3 separate regions of the Homo sapiens genome follow, and all the other regions are linked to region 1. The links are chromatin loops, found by intact Hi-C in ENCODE. Cell type or tissue: Caco-2. All regions are shown on one strand.

Region 1 (8,000 bases):
GCAATTTGGGAGGCCAGGGGGCGTGGATCACCTGAGGTCAGGAGTTCGAGACAAGCCTGGCCAATATGGCAAAACCCTGTCTCTACTAAAAACACAAAAATTAGCCAGACATCATGGCATGAGCCTGTAATCCCAGCTACTCAGGAGGCTGAGGTGGGAGAATCACTTGAACCTGGGAGGCGGAGGTTGCAGTGAACCAAGATCGTGCCACTGCACTCCAGCCTGGGTGACAGAGTGAGACTCTGTCTCAAAAAACAAACAAACAAACAAAAACTGCGCATCAAAGGAAACAATCAAAAGAATGAAAAGACAACCTACAGAATGGGAGAAAGTGTTTGCAAGCTATTCATTCATCTAGTGGAGGATAAATGTCCAGAATACACAAGGAACTCAAACATCTCAATAGCAAAAAATAAACAATCTGATTTTACAATGAACAAATGATCTGTACAAACATTTCTCAAAAGAAAATACATAAAGATGGCCAACAAGTATATGAAAAAAATGCTCAACAACACTAATTATCAGAGAAATGCAGTCCAGGCTCAGTGGCTCATGCCTATAATCCCAGCACTTTGGGAGGCCAGTGCAGGTGGATCACTTGAGGTCAGGAATTTGAGACCAGCCTGACCAATATGGTGAAATCCCATCTCTACTAAAAATACAAAATTAATCAGGTGTGGTGGCACACATCTATAATCCCAGAGGCAGAGGTTGCAGTTAGCTGAGGTCACACCATTGCACTCCAGCCTAGGCAACAAGAGGGAAACTCCATCTCAAAAAAAAAAAAAAGAAAAAGAAATGCAAAGCAAAACTATAATGAGATATCATCTCACCTCAAGACAGCAATTACGAAAAAAAGAAAACATAAATGCTGGTGAGGAAGTAGAGGAAAAAAACTTTTTTTTTTGAGACGGAGTTTCGCTCTTGTTGCCCAGGCTGGAGTGCAATGTTGCAATCTCGGCTCACCTCAACCTCCACCTTCCAGGTTCAAGCGATTCTCCTGCCTCAGCCTCCCAAAGTGCTGAGATTACAGATATAAGCCACCACTCCTGGCTGAGTATCTCATTTTTAAGTTATTGTTTGTTGCTGGTATACCAGAATAAAATTGATTTTTGAATATTTTTTCCTCAGCAATCAGTAAACTCATTAATAAGTTATCTGTGGGTTACACTGAATTTTCTATGTTAACAACCATTTTCTGCAAATAACGACAGTTTTGTTCCTTCCTTTTCAATACTACTTTTTTTTTTCCTTACCATGCTGGTTAGGAAATCTAGTACGTATTTAATAGACATTTTGATAGCAGGCATCCTTGTTTTACTCCAGCTCTCAAAGGAAATTTACAGGTTTTCATCTTGAGTATAATACATGCTATAGGTTTTATGGAGCTACTATTTATTATATTAAGGAAGTCTTCTTCTATTCCTAATGTTCTAAAGGTTTTTTCTTTTTCATGGATAGACGCTAATTTATTTATTTATTTATTTATTTTTTGAGACAGAGTGTCACTCTGTCACCCAGGCTGGAGTACAGTGGCACGATCTTGGCTCACTGCAACCTCCGCTACCTGGGTTCATCCAATTCTCCTGCCTCAGCCTCTCAAGTAGGTGGGATTGATTACAGGTGTGGGCTACCACGCCCAGCTAATTTTTTTTGTATTTTTAGTAGAGACACGGTTTTGCCATGTTGGCCAGGCTGGTCTTGGTCTCCTGACCTCAAGCGATCCACCTGCCTCAGCCTCTCAAAATGCTGGGATTACAGGCATGAGCCACCACGCCTGGCCAATGCTAAATTTTATAACTGCCTTTTGCATATCTTTTGAGATGACCAAGTGATTTTTCTTCAATTTATATTGTTGTGACATATTATCTATTCTATATTCCTGAGATAAACACAGATTAACCATAATACATTACCTTTTATTTTTACATATTATTGGGTCCAATTTGCTAGTATTTTGTGCTAGCCTCATAAAAACAGTTGGGACATACTTCCTGTTTTTCTATTCTCTGAAAGAGTCTGTATAAGACTGAAATCATTATTTATTTATTTATTCATTTATTTTTGTATTTTTTTCTGGCAATGTTTGGCAGACTTGCCAGCAAAGCTATTTTTTGTTTGTTTGGTTTTGTGTTTTTGTTTGCTTATTTGCTTTTGCTAATCAGCTGACTTTAAGATTCACCAGTATAGCTATTTGAACTTTTAAGTTTTCTTTGTGAGAAGATTTTGACTATTGATCCATTTATTTTAATTGTTAGAGAATTATCCTGGTTTCCTATTCCTCAATCTGTATTGGTAATTTTCTAAGAATGTGTCCATTTTGTCTAAATTTTCTAACTTATTAAAAAATCCATATTTTACTTTTTTACTATAATAATGTCCCCCCTTTCATTTCTGCTATTATTTGTGCCTTCCTCTTTTTTTTTTTTTTTTTTTCGTTATCAGTCTCCCCTGCAAGTAGCAGTGACTCAGAGCCCCAGAATCAAGCACCACTTAAGCCTCCAGGGCACTCCTGCTGCCCTTTCAGATCAGATGCTTCTGCACAGATGTTTAGCGGGCCCTGAGTATGTCGCTTCGAGGCAAATGAGTTTCAGAAAGAATTAGGATGGGTCTCCACGGCACGTGTTACCTATGCAACAAACCTGCACGTTCTGCACATATACCCCAGAACTTAATATAATAAGTATAATAAAAAAAAACTAAAAGAATTAGGATGGGTCTTCTCTTTCATTCTCAGCGTTAGATGGTACCTACGCTATGCGGAGATGTGTATTATGTTTACCATTGTTAAGGAAATTGAGTTTTATGGAAGTTTTTTCTTTTTTGAGACGTAGTTTTTCTCCTGTTGTCCAGGCTGGAGTACAATGGTGCAATCTCAGCTCGCTGCAACCTCTGCCTCACGGGTTCAAGCAATTCTCCTGCCTCAGCCTCCCGAGTAGCTGGAATTACAGGCATGCGCCACCATGCCCGGTTAATTTTTTTTTTTTTTTTTTTTAGACGGAGTCTCGCTCTGTCGCCCAGGCTGGAGTGCAGTGGCACAATCTCGGCTCACTGCAAGCTCCGCCTCCCGGGTTCACGCCATTCACCTGCCTCAGCCTCCCGAGTAGCTGGGACTACAGGCGCCTGCCATCACGCCCAGCTAATTTTTTGTATTTTTAGTAGAGACGGGGTTTCACCGTATTAGCCAGGATGGACCCGGCTAATTTTGTATTTTTAGTAGAGACATGATTTCACCATGTTGGTCAGGCTGGTCTATGAACTCCTGACCCCAGGTGATCCGCCTGCCTCGGCCTCCCAAAGTGCTGGGATTACAGGCATGAGCCACGCCGCCCAGCAGGAAGTTAATATACGAAACCGAGATATACAGCTGATTAAACAGTAGAGCCCTAGGATTCTGGGGTGTTTTCCAACACCAACCATTTCTCTAATTCAACAGACAAAGTACGTATCTAATGATTCAATTTAATTCTGACACTAACTACCCAGAGTTAAGTTAGGGTAAGCAGTACCTCTGAGTTTCTTCATTTTAGTCTACTCTGCAACCAGCTACAGCTCTTAAATCTGAGGTAAGAGTGCCACTTACTGGTAGCCTCATCACAACGCAACTTGAAACCCGCTCACAAATTTAATTCTAAGTGCCAGTGGCATGCAAAAGAAAAAAGGCTCAGTACGGTATGCATATATTAAAACATTACATTGTACCTCACAAATAAATAATTTGTCAATTAAAAATAAAATAAAACTTAAGTGCTTTGTAGCCATTCTCCTATTTAATCCTTGGATTAATCCTATGAAGAAGCTTCTGTAATTTATATTTCTGTGATTTTTTATTAGTAGCTTTGTGAAAACACTCCAAAGTTTAGAATCCAATTACCTACATCATAGCCCACCAGCCAAATCCAGCCTGCTGTCTGATTTTGTACTCTCACATCTAAGAATAATTGTACATGCTAAATAGTTGGAAAAAATCAGAATAATTCACATATGAAAATTATTGAAATTCAAAATTCAATGTCCATATAGAAAGCTGTATTGGAACCGAGCTCTCTTGTTTATGCATTGTCTATGGCTGCTTTCGACCCACAGCAGTTGAGTAGCTGCAATGGAAACTGTACAGTCCTCAATGCCTAAAATATTTACTAATTGAATCTTTACAAAAGAGTTTGCCAATTCCTGACCTAGATTCCAACCTGAGCAAACCTAAACTCTAATCCTCAATTTTCATTACTCATAAAATGGGGATAATACCTACTAAGAGTTTTTAGGAAGATTAGAATTATAAGCACAGAATCTCCTTAAGATACTCATAGAAGTCTAAGCTAAGACATAAGCACCTTAATATGTTCAAAGGGAACTCATAGTTTCCATCTATAAATCTGTTCAGCCCAGTATCAAGTAGTATTTGCAAGCATGGATTTTAGGGTCAAAATATTGGCTCCACTCTTGGTTTCGCTACTTACTTACCTACGTGACTTAGTAACAACATGAGGGAATGGAGAGGCAATGAAGTATGAAGGTTGAGTGTTCAGGCTTGGAAAACTAGAATGCCTAGTTTCCATCCTGGCTTTGCCACCCACTAGTCAGTTAACCTTGGGTAAATTACATAACTTCTCTGAGCCTCCACTTCCACATCTGAAATATGAGTGTAAAAAGAATACTGATTTCATTCAGTAGTTGTAAGGCTAAAATGACTTTATTTATACAAAGAGATTAAAACATTGCCAGCAACTTACAGCCATAAATACCATCAGATTTAGAAGGTTCTTCACAGGATTGTTCTAAGGATTAAATAAGAGAACAGCTACAAAGCACTTAGCACCATTTGCAGTACTTAGAAATCTATCAGAGTACAGCTAGTACCCTTCCTACTGATTCTCTGTATTTTAGTAAAATCTGATGAGAAATCAATTGCAAACATAATTTCTCATCAGATTTCAGATAAAAACCCAATTCCTTCCCTTGGTTCTCTAAATCATGCACATCTGTCCTCCACCTGCTTCTGAAGCTCCAACCTCCTCCCTCACCATATTGCAGCCATAGTAGCCTTTCTCATCCAAATTATGCCAACTTTCTATCTCCTCATGAGATATTTGCACCTGCCGTTCCCAGTAACCTCAGGGCTCAGTGCATGAGTTGAAGCTGCCTTTCTTTATGTTTTTGAGACATGGTCTCACTCTGTCACTCAAGCTGGAGTGCAGTGGCATGACTGTGGCTCACTGCAGCCTTGACCTCCTGGACTCCAGTGTCCCTTCTACTTCAGCCTCTGGAATGGCTGGAACCCGTCATGTGCCATCACATCCAGCGAATTTTTAAATATTTTTGTAGAGATGGGGTCTCCCTATGTTGCCCAGGCTGGTCTCGAACTCGTGGACTCAAGTGATACTCCTGCCTCAGTTTCTCAGTGATGGGATCACAAGTGTGAGTCACCGTGCCTAGCAAAGTTGCCTTCTAAATTCCTTAACAAATGTGAGGTTAGGCATGGTGGCTCACACCTGTAATCCCAGCACTTCGGGAGGCTGGAGGATTACTTGAGCTCAGGAGTTTGAAACCAACCTGGGCAACATAGTGAGACCTCATCTCTACTTAAAAAGAAAAAAAAAGTTTTAGGCCGGGCATGGTGGCTCACGCCTGTAATCCCAGCACTTTGGGAGGCCAAGGCAGGTGGATCACGAGGTCAGGAGATCGAGGCCATCCTGGTCAACATGGTGAAACCTCTTCTCTACTAAAAATACAAAACTTAGCTGGGCATGGTGGTGCACGCCTGTAGTCCCAGCTACTCGGGAGGCTGAGGCAGGAGAATCACTTGAACCAGGGAGTTGCAGGTTGCAGTGAGCCAAGATTGCGCCACTGCACTCCAGCCTGGTGACAGAGTGAGACTCCATCTCAAAAAAAAAAAAAAAGTTTTAAAAGACAAAAAAAAATGTACACATTCCTTGAAAAGGGAAGATAATGTGGACAAGGTGCTTTGAACAGGCAATAGGAACATAACTGGAAGCAAGATTCTTCTGAAGGTGCTGTAATGGCTGAGTGGTTAAGACACAAACTTATCACCTTCAAAAATTAACTCGTCTTATTATCTTTCTTACATTTTCCTTCGCCCTTCCCACACATCCAACAGTTAAACTAGTATCAGGCAGAGTGCAGACCACAGTAAGTATTCATCAAATGAATATCATGAATAAATGAATAGCTGGGGAAAAACTACTCTCATAAAGGGAATACAAATTTGTACAATCCGTTTATGTTTGTTATTTATATTAAGTTCACATGTGCCTGATTTGTAGTAGATCTCTCGTTATCGTTAGCTCAGCACCGCTTCCTTCCTCTGAGAGACAGACTGACTCTTCCATAAATAGACATAGCGGGGACTGTGAAATTCTTATGGGATCCAAGTCCCAGTTGATTTGCCCAGTTGCAATCAAGTATACAACCCCTAATTCCTCATGTCTAGCTCGTTAATTAACCTCCCCTCATTTTTTTTAAGTTTGCATTTGAGAGGGAACTCCCAGACAGTGGTAAACATAGAAATACTTAACCCTTAGGAACTGTCAGCTGCCATGTTCTCCACCTACATCATTAAAGAAGTTCATCTGTAAAGAGAATGAAGCTAACAGGAAAGATGGTCTCCAGGGCTACTAACTTAAAACTTCATCCACTTTCTGACCTTCTCATGGTTTATATATTCAACTTATCCTTCAATCAACATATCCCATATCCTTTCTTTTTTTAATTAAATTGTAAGAGAGAGAAGGTCTCACTATGTTGCCCCCATTGGTCTCAAATTCCTGAGCTCAAGTGATCCTCTCACATCAACCTCCCAAAGCACTAGGATTATAAGTGTGAGCCACCGTACCCAGCCCATACCCCATATCCTTTATATAAATTCATCTTTTTGCTTAAATTAGTTCAAGTAGGGTTTTTGTCAGCAGTAACAGAGCACTGATTAATGCAACATTCTGTAACCACTGCACAAGAGAATCATCTTCTGATTTCTTAAAACCAATGCTAGTACCCCAGTCCAAAAAATGAAATCAGAATCTCCGCAGTGTGGGACCTGGGCATTAGTCATTTCAAAAGCTGCTTAAAAAGGTGATCCTTCCAGATATTTCACTTCAATGAATCAATCTTTCAAGAATATTCATTATAAGTAGGTGTGCAGAGATATATTTTAACACAAGATTAAAAAGACCTTATATAAGGCCACTAGAGCTTTTTTTTCATTCCACTCTAATAGCAAGAGTTCATATCAGAACACTTTAGGAATTTATGTCAGGTCCTAGTCACAGACCTGCAAGATCAGATCCTCCCCAATGGCATTTTTTTTTCTAATTTGTTGTAGAGACACGGTCTCACTATGTTGCCTAGGCTAGTCTCAAACTCCTGACCTAAAACCATCCTCCTACCTCAGCCTCCCAAAGTGCTGGGATTACAGGCATAAGCCACTGTGCCTGGCCCCCCAGTGGCATTTTAATCCCTCAACGCCCCTCCCCCCAACACACACACGTTCATATATAAGTAGTGTTGTGGCTCTTATGTGATTCTGTTTTTTACATGCAAAGATTTTCAAAGTGGCCAAAAACTGGTTTTGCACCTCAACCCAACACCTTCCTCAAGGTTCTCAGAGTCAAAGAAAGAGAATTTTCTTTGGAGAGTTGTTCAAGTGCTAAGCAATTTCCACCTTTCTCCCTCACAAGGTGATGCTCCCTACTTCAATTTAAGCTTGAGAGCCTGAACTATGTCCTCTGGAGTCTCTGAGGCCCAAAGGTCTATACCAAACACATTACGTACCAGAAAAAAACAAAAGTTGAGACTAGCCAACCAACTGCCTATCTGATAAAGAAGTGTCTACCTAGGGATAACTTACAGTCCCTGGATCTGTGAAAGCACAGCATGCACATTTCATAGAGAACTGACCTATAGTCATACATATATACATACATACACATATATATATATATTTTAGACAGAGTTTTGCTGTCACCCAGGCTGGAGTGCAG
Region 2 (8,000 bases), 86 kb before region 1:
AAGAGTCATACCAAGTTATTAATGTTATATTAATTTCTCCTGTAAAGTTGTATTTCTTAACCTTTCTGTCACCGGCTCTTTGAAAATGGACTCTTGTTTTTTCTTTATTAAAAAAATAATGCATGTGCACACACATGAATTTTATCTACTATTTTAGGGTCATCACAGAAGCCCATTCATGGAACCAGGTTAAGAATGCCATTTAAAGGCAATCAATACTTTTATGCTATCTAAACAGCTGTAAATGAATGGTCAGAGGCATGTACATCCAAAAACCAGAACCACCCTTTTCAGAATGGACATCATATTGGTTTTATATTCAGAAGGAGTAAAATATGCTGTAATATCAAAAACAGGTGGCATATAACTCCTGTGTTGTTGCCGATGTGCTTACATTTTGATCTAGAAGTGCTTTAGAAAATATGGCAGCCACCAGATCAAGCATATTATGCCATATAAGGATTAAGATTTTATGTAATATATAAGATACATTTCTCTTAGAGTTGAACATTTAAAAATTTCAACATGTTTTAAAATATCTGCTTTGTAATAGACAGTATATTCTCAGCCAGGCATGGGTGGCTCATGCCTATAAACCCAAGCACTTTGGGAGTCCAAGGCAGGCGGATCACTTGAGGTCAGGAGTTCAAGACCAGCCTGGCCAACATAGTGAAATCCCATCTCTAACAAAAAATACAAAAAATTAGCTGGGCATGGTGGCACATGCCTGTAGACTTAGCTACTCGGATGGCTGAGGTAGGAGAATCCCTGAACCTTGGAGGCAGAGGTTTCGGTGAGCTGTGATGGCACCACTGCACTCCAGGCTGGGCAACAGAGTGAGACCCTGTCCCCAAAAAAGAGTATATTCTGTTGGCCTTCCTAGACAACTATAGGTCAAATACAGAACTGACTTTTTACTGAGCATCTACCATGTAGTGAACACTTTACCTTCTAACAACCAGTTAGTTCCTTAATCCCATTTTTATGGATAAAGAAATACACAGGAAATGGTTAAACGATGATTTCTAATTAAGTGACAAGAGCCTCTGCTGATAACCTACACAACACATTGCACTTCTATCAAATGGAAATACTTAGGTCTATGAAATTCTGTAACTGGTGACAATGCTATAGGGCTCAACATGAATAAACTTGGACTAATATCTCCCCAACATTTACATTACTGTGTTTACATTTTACTGCTTCTGAGGCTTCCTAGAAAGCCAAAGGCAAGGCCAGGCACAGTGGCTCATGCCTGTAATCCCAGCACTTAGGGAGGCTGAGGCAGGCAGATCCCTTGAAGTCAGGAGTTCAAGATCAGCCTGGCCAATGTGGTGAAACCCCATCTCTACTAAAAATATAAAAAATTAGCCAGCGTGATGCTGCACATCTGTAATTCCAGCTACTTGGGAGGCTGAGACACAAGAATTGCTTGAACTCAGGGGGTGGAGATTACAGTGAGCCAAGATTGTGCCACTGCACTCCAGCCTGGGCAACAGAGTGAGACTGAGAAAGAAGGAAGGAAAGGGAAGGGAAGGGAGAAAGAAAGGACGAAGGAAGGAAGGAAGGAAGGAAGGAAGGAAGGAAGGAAGGAAGGAAGGAAGGAGAAAGAAAGAAAGAAAGAAAGAAAGAAAGAAAGAAAGAAAGAAAGAAAGGAAGGAAGGAAGGAAGGAAGGAAGGAAGGAAGGAAGGAGGAAGGAAGGAAAGAAAGAAAGGAAAGAAGAAAGGAGGAAGGAAGGAAGGAGAGAGAAAGAAAGACAAAGAAAGAAGGAAAGAAAGAAAGAAAGAAAGAAAGAAAGAGAAAGAAAGAAAGAAAGAAAGAAAGAAAGAAAGAAAGAAAGAAAGAAAGAAAGAAAGAAAGGAGGGAGGGAGGAAGGAAGGAAGGAAGGAGAAAAGAAAGCCAAAAGCAATATGTAGGTTTATGCAATATATAGAATCTCAGCCCTGTTTGTGACAGGTATTATGACCTTAAGTAACAGTTTCAGGAAGAGGATGGGGTGATGCAGAAAAACAGCACGGACCGGAGTCAATAAAATTTCAGTTCAATGCTGACAATGTCTGTTAGCAATGTAACTTTGATACTCAAGGTCCTTTTCATACACACAGTTATGTATGTATGTATAGGTATATAAAGGGGTGTGTGTTTATGTGTGTATGTGTGTGTGTGTATACAGTAGTGCCCCCTTATCCACAGGGGATATGTTCCAAGACCCTCAAGTAGATGCATGAAACCAAGGATAGTACCAAACCCTATAGAGACCATGTTTTTCCTAGATATACATACCTATGATAAAAGTTCAATTTACAAATTAGGCACAGAACGATATTAACAGCAATAAATAATATAATAGAAAAATTATAGAAATAAACTGTAATAAAAGCTATGGGAATTTAGTCTCTCTCAAAATATCTTAGTATTTGAGGAATATAGTTGACTGCTACAGAAAAGCAAAACTGCAGATAAGGGGAAAACTACTATATATATATTTCTAGCTACAGTACGCATGAACTACAACCTATTAATAGTACACAGCCCATCAAGTTGTTACAATTAAATTAGATGATGCATGTAAAGTGGTTGGCACTAAGCTATTATTATTATATAATGGGAAGAGGAGTGGGGAGGAGGGAGGGATAGATACTATGCAATGCACTTTCCAAATATCATATACTCTAATCATTCAAAGAGGAATGTTCAACAATTTTCCTGTGGGCACAGAACTAGTAACTTATAGCTGAAATGGGAGTTGTGTGTCTCCAGAGCAGATTTATAGCGCCTCCTCAATCTGGCAATAGCATTAAATATGGCCTGCCTTGAAAGAATTAAACAAGATAATATATCCATTTCCTGGCACATACATCTGTCAAAGGTGGGTAGTGGGCCATATGACAGCTCCAATCCTTTCCAGATCTAATATTCCTTGCTTCCATGGGCTTTAGGCAACTGAGGGCCAACCCAGGCACAGTAAGAACTTGGCCCAAGAGCCTTGGATCCACGGCCAAAATGGCAGCAGCCACACAAATCCTGGGGATACAGCTGCTCCACTGTCTGTTCCACCTGGAAAACTCTACTTTGACCAGGTTTCACTGACATAGTATTTCGGAGAATGATTCCCCACTCCTACTTTCTTCCTCCTTACACTCTCAAAGAGTGGGGTGCAGCTGCTCCTACCACTGTTACGTTGTGTTTTTATCTATTTTCATTTTGCTTTTGTGCCTGGAAACAGTTTGCGCTGAGGATTACACTTTCAAAACGAAATGTCGCCATTATCTAATCCCAGTTGAATGAGTCCCTCTGTGAATCACACTGCAGGTCCATTTTAAATTAACCAGCTACCAGGAATGATTGGCAAAAAAAGTAGGCCATGTAGGCTGGGGAGCAGCTGCCTACAGATTGGCAACAGCTGAGTACAATGAGTCATACACACAAGGAGGCCTGCAAGGTGTGACCTTGCTTGGATGCCACACAAGGACACAGAGCCAGCTCAGCATCACAGAGGAGCTCAGCACAGGGCACTCCCAGAGCTTACCACTAAGGGAAACAAGGAGAGTTAGCTGGGAAAGATGACAGGTTTCAGCATCAACTTTCTCCATCACAAGGAAAGACAGGTCAATTCTACACTTCCAAGGAGCAGAGACTCTAAGAGGCCTGTTCAGACTTGAAAGAATAGTAAGGATTGTTTGGAGCAGAGTAGCAGGATCTCAGAGGGTCATGCCTCTTTGATGTTGGTGTGGGTGTCCTCAACTCATCTGTCTTAGTCTGTTCAGGCTGCTATGATAAGATAGCTTAGATTGGGTAATTTAAACAGAAATTTATTGCTCACAGTTCGAGGCTGGGTAGTCCAAGATCAAGGCACAGGCTGATTACTCAATCTAGTGAGGGTCCTCTTTCCTATAGATGGTGTCTTCTATTTGTTCTTATATGGGGGAAGGGTCAAACAAGTTCCCTTGGGCCTCTTTTTGTTTAACTAATTAATTTATTGTTTCTCTCCCATCCAGAAAATGTAACTTGGGCCTTTTATAAGAGCATTGATTCCATTCATGAAGGCGGGGCTCTCATGACCTAATCATGCTCCGAAGGCCCCAGCTCTTAATACTTGCATTGGGAATTAGCTATCAACATGAATTTGGGAATTATCTATCAACATGAATTTAGGGGTGTGGTGTTATGAGATTATACATACATATATAGATAGATAGAGGTCTGTGCATGGTTCCTGGCTCATAACTCCCATATCCCTGATTATAGTCTTTTCTTATCATGGTAAGTATGTTTGACCTCAGGAAACAATATTGGACTTTCTCCTGCTCTCCTTTCACCTGACAAGGCAGAACTTTAATTTCCCCCGCCTTTCTGATTGTGGGTCATAAGACACTTCCCAGAGAGAGTCCTTCCCTGTGCCCCTGGGGGATGGAATGTTGATGTCTTGAAGTTTCCATAAAAACCCAAAAGGCCTGGGTGCGGTGGCTCACGCCTGTAATCTCAACACTTTGGAAGGCTGAGGTGGGCAGATCACCTGAGGTCAGGAGTTCAAGACCAGCCTGGACAACATGATGAAACCCCATCTCTACTAAAAATACAAAATTAGCCGGGCAGGATGACGCATACGTGTAATCCCAGCTACTTGGAAAGCTGAGGCAGGAGAATTGCTTGAACTTGGGAGCAGAGGTTGCAGTGAGCCAAGATCATGTCACTGCCCTCTAGCCTGGGTGATGACAGAGCAAGACTCCGTCTCAAAAAAAAAAAAAGTACAAGAAGACTAGGTTTTGAGAGCTTCCAGATAGTCAAACACTTGGAGGTTCCTAGAAGGTGAAGTTCCCAAGGAAGAGCATGGAACCCTTTCCCATATACCTCATCCTGTGCATCTCATCATCAGTATCCTTTGCAATATCCTTTATAATTATCTGGTAAACATAAGTGTTTCCCTGAGTTCTGGAAGCCACTCCAGGAAATTAATAGAACCCAAAGAGAGGGTTGTGGGAACCCCAACTTGAAACTGGCCGCTCAGAAGTTCCAGAGACCCGAACTTGTGACTGGTGTGTGTGGTGGGGTTGGGAGGGGCAGTCTTGGGGACTGAGCCCCTTACCTGTGGGATATGACCCTCTCTCCGGGTAGACAGTGTAAGAACTGAATTAAAGACACAGCCGGTGTCCACTGCTTGATGTATGGGGAAAAAACTCCACACATTCGGTCACAGAAGTCTTCATCTGAGTTGATGATTGTTGTTGACGTGGTGTGAGAAGAGACAGAAAACCCAGTTTGGGAGTTTCCCTTAATAGCGAGGACACAAACATTCAAATCATAGCCCCATCTGAGAATGCTCATGTAAATACAAATTTGATGAATCAGTGGAAGCCTCCTGGTACTTTTTGGGGTCTGGGACTTGTCAGAAGCATAGGGTCTGGTGTTTGAGCTAAACATCAGAGGGCTGGATTTAATTGTTTTAAGGCCCTGGCCCAAGGAATCAAGTCAAAATAATATGTTCAGATTCAAGACTGGTTGATTTGATTTCTAAAAACAAGGTAATATGCATGTGGATGTTTCCAAATCACATAAGCTATCTGTGCAGTCAGGCATTTGGATTCTTGATGTTCTAAGGAATAATAATAATAGCTGCTATTATATTTATCACTTACCCCCTGTAACCATGTCCCAAATCTTTCATCCCATTTGATCCTCACAAGCATTCTGCAAGATCTTGGTATTACATCCTTTTTACAAATGACAAAACAGCTGGGCACGGTGGCTGATGCCTGTAATCCCAGCACTTTGGGAGGTGGAGGCGGGCAGATCACGAGGTCAGGAGATCGAGACAATCGTGACTAAGACGGTGAAACCCCGACTCTACTAAAAATACAAAAAATTAGCCGGGCGTGGTGGCGGGCGCCTGTAGTCCCAGCTACTCGGGAGGCTGAGGCAGGAGAATGGCGTGAACCTGGGAGGCGGAGCTTGCAGTGAGCCGAGATCGTGCCACTGCACTCCAGCCTGGGCAACAATGCGAGACTCCATCTCAGAAAAAAAAAGAAAACACACACACACACACACACACCAATGACAAAACATTCAGAAAGGGTAGATATTTGTACAAGTCAAATGACTGATCTGTGTGCCTGGTGTTGGCACTCAGATCAGTCGTATTCCAGAGCGTGTGCTCTCAACAAAGTCAATGGTTATCAAGGTTTGAATGATCCCAGGTCTTCAGGAAAGAGAACGCAGTTACCTGTTGTGTAAGAGTACAATGGTGAGCTGGTGGGTTCTCTCCTTATTGCTCCCTGCAGTGTCGTAGGGTGGGTTTCTGCTGGCTGAGGTGAAGATGGTGAAGTGGCTACTGGAATGAAAAGAATGGAAGAATTGTTCCATTTGTGGAGGAAAATGTGCACCCCAAGAAAAATAAAGAACAAAACTAGAATCAGGAATTACCATCACCTTTCCATGGGCCCTTCTCCTGGCCTTCCACAGTGGGCATGCAGGGCTTCTACCGACCCACTTCTGAACCTTTCGGCTCCTCTTAGAAATGTATTCAAAGATGGCCTTCAGGCATTGCCCTGCTATCTAATTATCTCATTAACATGAGGAAATGCGATCTAGATAATGTTCCACATAGTCAATATATACGATTATCTCAAACTTTCTATACTCCCAGGTTCCCTCTAAATAGACAAAGCCAACAACAGGGCATTTTATGTAGAATACCCAATTAAGCTTTATTTTATTCATACAAGTGATATTTCACTTTCAGAAAATGGGGGCTTAGGAATTTGCACTAACATGCCCTACCCCCTTCACAACAGCCCCATTCTGGGTTTCCTGGCCTTACTCAAGTTCAATTATCCACACATCTAATAACTAACAGAGAATAGATACAATATTAATTCCTTGAGGTCTCTTAAAGCTGACAATATTGCCCAATGTCAGCCTTGGTAATGATTTACAACCCTAAAGGTAAGGTTCCTGGCAGGACCTGACCCCAGCTCCTTCTGCATCTGCATTCTAGTCATTCCTTTAGGGGTGATTTCCTGTGTTTTCTGACTCATCTTACACTTCTCACGGTAAAGCTTCCATTAGGAATTCTCCAGCATAGGGCTACATTCCCCTTTCCTTTCCTGAAATCCCTCCTTTATTTCCTATCAGATATCTCACCTTATTTGCAAAGTTGATCACTTGCCTCTTCACAAAGCATTTACATGATTCCCTTCTCTTAGAGCACCACAGAAATTTAGAGTCAATTAGTGACGGTGACTGGATGAATTCCCAAACCTGGCTTTCCTTATTGCCTCTCACTGGTCTGTTTCTCTTTCTCCACCACAGTCTCAATAACTTCACTTTTCAACATCGCTCTTTCTCCTGTTCTCAACTTTTTCCTGTTTTCCTCTAGTGCTCAAACCTGTAAGAGGATGTGGCTCTCTTTCGGAACGAAAAACAGAACAACACAGGAGAGTCACGTGGGCAGTCTGTACCCAATTGAGTTCTGTGCAAAAGATCTCTTGAGCTTAACTTCTTTCCTAAGTTTGGGTCCTTATGGCATCTTTCTTTTCTCCACTGCTCCTACAACCATACATACAATTGTTCCCTGGAGTTTTAGGCAGCAAGCAGGTACTAGGGGCACTGAGCAGGGAAGATTGGATGCAAAGATAAATGTCCCTGCGTTCTATTTGCTCCAGGGTTCTCTCATTCCTGGACTGTAATGTTCAACTCATGCAAACTCTTTAGAGAACTATCCAGATAAGAATAACCTCAAGTGATACCATCCTCCAAGTTATAGCCATATAAACCAACTCTTAGGAGAAAGGCAACTTTCTCCCATATCTCGGCTTTAAATGAAATCAGTGACTTGGGGATGTTCTCCAAAACCAGTCCACTAATCCATCCACCTTAGCAGACACAAGCTAAGTATTAGAAAGTGAAATCAACATTGAGAAAGTCTAACAGACTCTCTAGTGTGTGCGGCTGCCTGGAACAAAACTGTTTTTCTTACAAAACTTTTATGGCTCTAAAATCC
Region 3 (8,000 bases), 73 kb before region 1:
CAGGCAGATCAACCCAGGTCAGGAGTTCAAGACCAGCCTAGCCAACATGGCAAAACCCGATCTCTACTAAAAAAAAAATTACAAAAATTAGCGGGGTGTAGTGGTGTAATCCCAGCTACTCAGGAGGCTAAGGCAGGGAGAAGTGCTTGAACCTGGGAGGCGGAGGTTGCAGCAAGCTGAGCTCGTGCCACTACACTCCAGCCTGGGTGACAGAGCAGACTCTGTCTCCCCCTCCCCCAAAAAAAAATTCTCTTAATTTTTTTTACTTGTTTTACTTTCTTTAAAAAAATATTTTATTCATTTTTTAATTGTTTATTTTTTATTTTTTTAAGACAGAGTCTTGCTCTGTCACCCAGGCTGTAGTGCAGTGGCGCAAAGATCTTGGCTCACTGCTACCCCCGCCTCCTGGGTTCAAGCAATTCTCATGCATCAGCCTCCCAAGTAGCTGGGATTACAGGCACATGCCACCACGCCCGGCTAATTTTTGTATTTTTAGTAGAGACAGGCTAGTCTTGAACTCCTGACCTCAAGTGATCCACCCACCTGAGCATCCCAAAGTGCTGGGATTACAGGCATGAGCCACCATGCCCAGCCTTGTAAATAGACATTATAGCTGGAAGGTTTTTCCCCTTTTTCCAAGTTAGCTGATATAGCTGGAATTTTTAAAATTTGAGATTATAAGCATTTTTCTATGCTAGCATTCTTTTAATTTTTTTTTTTAGACAAAGTCTTTCTAAAAAGAATTTCTTCTTTTTTTTTTTTGAGACAGAGTCTTGCTCTGTCGCCCAGGCTGGAGTGCAGTGGTGTGATCTCGGCTCACTGCAAGCTCCGCCTCCCAGGTTCACGCCATTCTCCCGCCTCAGCCTCCCCAGCAGCTGAGACTACAGGCACACGCCGCCACGCCCGGCTAATTTTTTTGTATTTTTAGTAGAGACGGGGTTTCACCATGTTAGCCAGGATGGTCTCGATTTCCTGACCTCGTGATCTGCCCGCCTTGGCCTCCCAAAGTGCTGGGATTACAGGTGTGAGCCACCACGCCCGGCCACCAAGAAATTCTTGTTTAATTTTGCCTAATACTAGTATCATTTTTTTGGATTACACATATAATGCATGCTATTACAATTTGGTTATAGAAGTATATAATGAGAGATTATTTTTCCCCCATAATCCCAAAGGCATATATCACTCCAGAAATTTGTGTTTAAAAATTAGGATATGTCTATTTTACTCTTTCCTTATCTCATAGAATGTTTTGAATTAAAGTGTTTATTTCAAAATAAAATACTTAGGCCAGATGTGGTGGCTAACGCCTATAATCCCAGCACTTTGGGAGACTGAGGTGGGAGAATCACTTGAGCCCAGGAGGTCGAGGTTGCAGTGAATCAAGATTGCCCAACTAGGCCAGGCGCGGTGACTCACGCCTATAATTCCAGCACTTTGGGAGGCCGAGGCAGGTGGATCACAAGGTCAGGAGTTCAAGATCAGCTTGGCCAAGATGGGGAAACCTTGTCTCTACTAAAAATACAAAAAAATTAGCTGGTAGTGGTGGCAGGTACCTGTAATCCCAGCTACTTGGGAGACTGAGGCAGAGAATTGCTTGAACCCAGGAGGCGGAGGCTGCAGTGAGCCGAGATCACGCCACTGAACTCTAGCCTGGGCGACAGAGTGAGACTCTGTCTCAAAAAAAAAAAGATTGCCCTACTGCACTCCAGAGTGAGACCTCATGAAGAGAGAGAGAGAGAGAGAGAGAGGAAAGAAAGAAAGAAAGAAAGAAAGAAAGAAAGAAAGAAAGAAAGAAAGAAAGAAAGAAAGAAAGAAAGAAAGAAAGAGAATTGAATGTGGCTGAAAAAAATCGGAAGGCACAAAAAAATACAATAAGGATTAACTCTCCCTCCACCTCCCACCCTCTGCCCCCATCCCACATTACCCACTGTCACTATTTCCTATATACATGTGTCTATGCATATACATCTAACCACACCCTTTTTGTTTAAACACAAAGGGCAGCCTGTGACACACTGTGCTGCATCTTGCCTTGTTCATTTAGCCATGAATGTTGTAATTCACAGCAGTTAAGCAATTTCTTTGGCCTAAAACTTTATTCTGGTCCTGCTCACTAGTTAACTCATAGCCATACAACGGTACCCAAAGAACATCTACATTAATCCACCACCACCATCCCCTCCCCTTCCCCTACCCCATTCTCTGGCTTCTAACCCCCCTCTACTCCCTTCTTCCCGCCCAGGGCACCTACTCACTTACCTGCCAGATGTAGGATGAGGCTTAAGATGACCACTTGAGGATGCATTATGGGATCAGCCTGAAGGAAAATGAGCAGACAGGCTGGTTGGTACCCTCCACCAGATGGTATCTGATCAAGTCTTAAATCTCAGATTGCAACTTATCTTTTCACCCAGTTGGTTGATTCATATGAGCCTGCTCTGCTGGAAATGAGAGAAGACCACATATAACGGCTTCAGAGCTCTGTTAGTTCCCTGCAGCTGAGAGCTCTGTGCCTTCCAAAGGACAGGGAAAGCTGTCCACAGAAACAGCCCCTGACTTCCCAGCTTCTTCCCCACACATAACCGCCAAACTGACTCCTGGTCCTGATACAGGGTATCAGGGGAACAAACAAAAAGGAAACAGGGCCGGGCGCGGTGGCTCAAACCTGTAATCCTAGCACTTTGGGAGGCCAAGGCGGGCAGATCACGAAGTCAGGAGATCGAGACCATCCTGGCTAAAAGGGTGAAACCCCGTCTCTACTAAAAATACAAAAAATTAGCCGGGCGTGGTCACTGGCGCCTGTAGTCCCAGCTACTCGGGAGGCTGAGGCAGGAGAATGGCGTGAACCCGCGGGAGGCGGAGCTTGCGGTGAGCCGAGATCGCGCCACTGCACTCCAGCCTGGGCGACAGAGCAAGACTCCGTCTCAAAAAACAAAACAAAAAAAAAGAAAAGAAAAGGAAACTGGAAGCAGAGAACCAGCGTGGCTCAATGGCAGCACGAGAGCAAATGCCAGCCTTCCAGTGGCAGAGATGCACTTGCTTTTCAGAGTAAACTGGGCCTCTGGTGGACGTGGAGCTTTTCCTACTCAGTGGCCACAACGACTTATCCCTAGCCTTAACAGTCATATTGCCAAGTTTGCCATTAGCAAGAGAAATTGAGAGTGAATGTGAATCACTGTGCCTAACCTTTCATGCTCCTGTACAACATGCTTCAGACTACACCTCCTTACCAAGGGACTTCAAGAGAATGCTTCAGGAAACAGAAGTCTGGAGCAGACTTACGTTCAGATCCAGGCTCTGTCACTCACAATGCTGGGTAACCCTGAGAGTTCCTGAGTTCTCTTCAAACCTCTATTTCCTCAGTTGTAAAATAGCACTAAAAATGCTTCCTCTATCTCCCACCAAGGATTGATATAATAAGCAAAAAGGGCCACGGAAGAACTTGGAAAACTAAACCTACATCATATGCAGTAATAGCACTAGCTGAGGTTTTTGGAGAATACTATATAGCAGGCTCTGTGTCAAGCACCCACATGCGTTAAATCGGGCTGTTGACTTCTGCTGTTAATCATTAAACCATACAAACATGAGTAAGCTTGCCTAGTACTTCATTAACTCCTCTTCTGGTCTAAGAATTCAGTAACTTCCAAGGAGGCAGTGGTGGTCTGTATCTTGCAGCTCATGACAGGGTTCATGGGGAAGTGGATGATCTCAGCATAGTGTTTTGTATGGCAGCGTTTAAAAATTCATTTCTTGACCGGGCATGGTGGCTCGTGCCTGTAACCCCAGCACTTTGGGAGGCCGAGTAGGCCAGTCACCTGAGGTCGGGAGTTCAAGACCAGCCTGGCTAACACGGTGAAACCCCGACTCTACTAAAAATACAAAAATTAGCTGGGGGTGGTGGCGGGCGCCTGTAATCCCAGCTACTTAGGAGGCTGAGGTAGAAGAATTGCTTGAACCTGGAAGGTGGAGGTTGCAGTGAGCCGAGATCAAGCCATTGCACTCTAGCCTGGACAACAAGAACAAAACTCCATCTCAAAAATAAAAATAAAAATTCATTTCTTGCCAGGCACAGTGGCTCACGCCTGTAATCCCAACACTTTGGGAGGCCAAGGCAAGTGGATCACCTGAGGTAAGGAGTTTGAGACCAACCTGGGCAACATAGCAAGACTCCCTCTCTGCAAAAAAAACGAACAAAAAATATAGTCAGGCCTTGTGTACCTGACCGTAGTCCCAGCTACTCAGGAGGCTGAGGCAGGAGGGTTGCTTGAGCCCAGCAGTTGGAGGCTATGATTGTGCCACTGCACACCAGCCGGGGTGACAGAGCAAGACCCTGTTTCTTAAGGAAAAAAAGATTGAAAAAAAAAAGCTAATTCAATTCAACCAGTTATTACTAACATATTGAGCTGATGGGACATGACTCAATATACTAGGGACGTCAAAAATCCAGACTTGTGCAATCGGGCAGGGACATGGGTAAGTAAGCAACTAATGAAATCAGGATAAGTGAGGTAAAGGTAAATATATAATCAGACTACATCATTCCCCCACTTATAACCCTCTCATAACTCTCTCAGAAAAATAATAATAATAATAATAATAATAATTCCTAAATCTTTACTCAAATTACTGAAGCCCTGGTGGTCTGGCCCTGACCTACCCCATAGATTTCTTCTACCACTCTCTCCCCTGCTGACTCAGCCCCAGCTACTAGAGCTTTCTTTCCAACTTGCCTCAACCCTAAGGCCTTTTCCGTGGCTGTGTTCTCCATCTAGCTCCCCAGCCCCACCATTTTCACTTTTTTCCTTTTCATTTTTATCCCGGCTTAAATATGACCTCCCTGGACATTTTTCACAGGTCCTTCAATCTAAAGTAGCCAACCAGTCCCTCTCACTATTATTATCTTGTTTTCCTTAATCCATTTTATCTGTGTGTGCAATATATGTGGTGTCTGTCTCTATTCCCTCCTATAGAGTGCTGCCCGGTAGAATTTTAGTAATGGAGTTATTCTGGTAACGGAGTTATTCTGGAACTGATGAGCCACAGAGAGCCAAGACAGGGATGTGGAGCCAGTGCTCTGAGATGTTACATAACTGTACAATTCCATAGGATTTGAATTTGAATTCCATAGGATCGATTCTGTCTCCAGTAGAATATTGGTTACAGAGTTATTCTGTGTGAGTGTCGTGCACTACAGCAGCCACTAGCCACATATGACTATTGAGCACTTGAAATGTGGCTAAGGCAACCAAGGCATTTTTAATTTTTTTTTTTTCCAAGACAGAGCCTGACTCTGTCACCCAGGCTGGAGTGCAGTGTCACAATCTCAGCTCAGTGCAACCTCCATCTCCTGGGTTTAAGTGATTCTCTTGCCACAGTCTCCTGAGTAGCTGGGACTACAGACACGCGCCACCATGCCTGGCTAATTTTTGTATTTTTAGCAGAGGTGGAGTTTCACCATGTTGGCCAGGCTGGGCTGGAACTCCTGGCCTCAAGTGATACGCTCATCTCAACTTCCAAAAGTGCTGGAATTACAGGTGTGAGCCGCCATGCCTGGCCTAAAAATTTTTATTTAATTTCATTTTAATTAAAATTTCAGATTGCTTGAGCCCAGGAGACAGTCTTCGGGGAGTTGAGATGGCACCACTGCACTCAAGCCTTAGATGACAGAGCTTTCAAAAAAATAAATTAATTAAAAACAAAAAAATAAAATTTAAATTGTCACACATAGTGACTGTGTTGTGTGGCACCCAACTCCAGACCATAAACTCCTTTAAGGCAATTTAAGTGTTGAAGCCAGGCATGGTTGCTCACACCTGTAATCCAAAGGAGGCCGAGGTGGGAGGATCACTTGAGGTCAGGGGTTCCAAACCAGCCTGGCCAACATGGTGAAACCCAACTCTACCAAAAATGCAAAAATTAGCCAGGCGTGGTGGCGGGTGCCTGTAATCCCAGCTACTCAGGAGGCTGAGGCAAGAGAATCGCCTGAACCCGGGAGGCAGAATTTACCCTGAGCGGAGATCATGCCACTGCACTCTGGCCTGGGCCACAGAGTGAGACTTCTCAAAAAAAAAAAAGTTATTAATTGAATAGATAAACAAATGGAAACACAAACCCATAGGGAAAGACCATTCATTTTGATGACGGAATGTGGGGGGTGGGAAGAATTTCTTAAAAAGTGACATGTGAGAAGAATGGGTGGAGGGTGTTTCAACTGGAGGAAATGATGAGCCAGAGAGAGCCAGGACAGGGATGTGGAGCCAAGGCTCTGAGATGTTACATAACTGTACAATTCCATAGGGTTGAATTTTCTGACACAGGACCATCTCCCATGAGAGACGCCTGTGTTCTAAAGACTCCCAAACAATATAGCACAGTGGATTTTTTTAATGAGCTATACAACCTCCAGGGATCACTACTCTTTAGGGCAAACTTCATGACCCCCCTGAAGGATGCATCCCAGTTGTAGGGTAAAGCTGGAAGTGACAATACTTGGGCACCAAAGCTGAATTTCCAGCTGCTCACTAGGGAGCTGCATCTGTATAAACCAAGATTAACGGCAGTGAATTGAAATGATTCAGAACATGGGCCGGGCACGGTGGTGGGTGCCTGTAATCCCAGCTACTTGGGAGGCTGAGGCAGGAGAATTGCTCGAACCCGGGAGGTGGAGGTTGCAGTGAGCTGAGATCGTGCCACTGCACTCCAGCCTGGACAACAGATTGACACCCTGTCTCAAAAAAAAGAAAGAATTCAGAAAAGAAAATAATTCACTGTTCTTTCTTGCAATCACCACTTACTTCCCTGCTATCTCAGCGCACATCGTACCTCCAGCTCCAGCCTCCTGCAAAACAGTTCAGCTGTTCATATTCCCCATGCTTTCACCACAGCAAGATCTTCTTAGGCCCCCTCCACAACTAGGGACTCACCAACTCCACATCATTGTACCTGTCAGTCTCTCCCTCATCCCCATCACTTTATATTAGGCCTCTATAATCCAGACTTCTGCAATTCCCTCCAAAACTGTCTTCCTACCTTTCAGTTCTCTTCCTGCCCTGCCCACTGCCCTAAGCTAGTTATTTTCCTTCACTTACTCCTCTGATTTCATAACAAGTAATATAATGCTTCTTTTTTTTATATCTTTTACAAAGATATAAAAATTACAGGGTACCACCTATGTTTACCATAGAAAATACATAAAAGCCCAAGTATGGTGGCTCACACCTGTAATCCCAGCACTTTGGGAGGCCAAGGCAGGAGGATCACTTGAGGTTAGGAGTTCAAGACCAGCCTGGCCAATATGGCAAACCCCTGTCTCTACTAAAACTACAAAAATTAGCCAGGCGTGGTGGCGCGTGCCTGTAGTCTCAGATACTAGGGAGGCTGAGGCAAGAGAATCGCTTGAACCTGGGAGGTGGAGGTTGCAGTGAGCTGAGATCACACACCACTGCACTCCAGCCTGGGTGACAGAGCGAGATTCTGTCTCAAAAAAAAAAAGAAAGAAAGAAAGAAAGAAAGAAAATATATAAAAATACCAAAAGTGTACTCATTTAACAATTATTTGTTGATGATCTGCGATATGTTAGAAATGATCCTATTCATCTGGAATGTACCAATGAACCAAAGACCCCTGGCCTCATGTAACTTACATTTTTTTTTTTTTTTTTGAGATGGAGCTTCGCTTTTTTTGCCCAGGCTGGAGGGCAATGGCACGATCTCAGCTCACTGCAAACTCTGCCTCCTGGGTTCAAGCGATTCTCCTACCTCAGCCTCCCAAGAAGCTGGGATTACAGGCATGCATCACCACACCGGCTAATTTTTGTAATTTTAGCAGAGACGGGGTTTCACCATGTTGGTTAGGCTGGTCACGAACTCCTGACCTCAAGTGATCTGCCCGCCTTGGCCTCCCAAAGTGCTGGGATTATAGGCGTGAGCACCACTCCTGGCCTCATGTAACTAACTTTTAACTGAAAAATAAATATACAGATTTTTAAAACATC

The links. A loop is a pair of places that touch in the nucleus more often than their neighbours do. Peaks named below come from ENCODE experiments on the same cell type or tissue, not always from the same donor. Only the 100,000 strongest peaks of a DNase experiment are listed, where the experiment ranks them.
Region 2: it touches region 1 in a loop (4-fold over the local background); 4 of 110 quality-filtered maps call a loop at or near these places.
Region 3: a loop joins it to region 1, with 3 times the contacts of the local background. A loop is called at or near these places in 4 of 110 quality-filtered maps.

Annotation. Positions count from the first base shown.
Region 1 is chr5:157,128,617-157,136,616 of GRCh38, forward strand. No RefSeq gene overlaps it. Among named protein-coding and RNA genes, the nearest start is that of MED7, 10 kb to the right of the region's middle. In Caco-2, a CTCF peak has its summit at 3,596; DNase peaks (open chromatin) are centred at 2,525 and 3,585.
Region 2 is chr5:157,042,817-157,050,816 of GRCh38, forward strand. HAVCR1 (hepatitis A virus cellular receptor 1) reads right to left here. Exons shown (of 9, transcript NM_001173393.3): 5 at 6,222-6,329. Among named protein-coding and RNA genes, the nearest start is that of HAVCR1, 12 kb to the right of the region's middle. RefSeq lists an enhancer at 7,328-7,887. In Caco-2, no CTCF peak of the experiment used is centred here; DNase peaks (open chromatin) are centred at 3,475, 3,725, 4,405 and 6,965.
Region 3 is chr5:157,055,636-157,063,635 of GRCh38, forward strand. HAVCR1 (hepatitis A virus cellular receptor 1) reads right to left here and starts at 3,481. Exons shown (of 9, transcript NM_001173393.3): 1 at 3,286-3,481; 2 at 2,263-2,320. The coding sequence starts at 2,308. In Caco-2, no CTCF peak of the experiment used is centred here; DNase peaks (open chromatin) are centred at 2,853 and 3,656; H3K4me3 peaks cover 2,328 bases.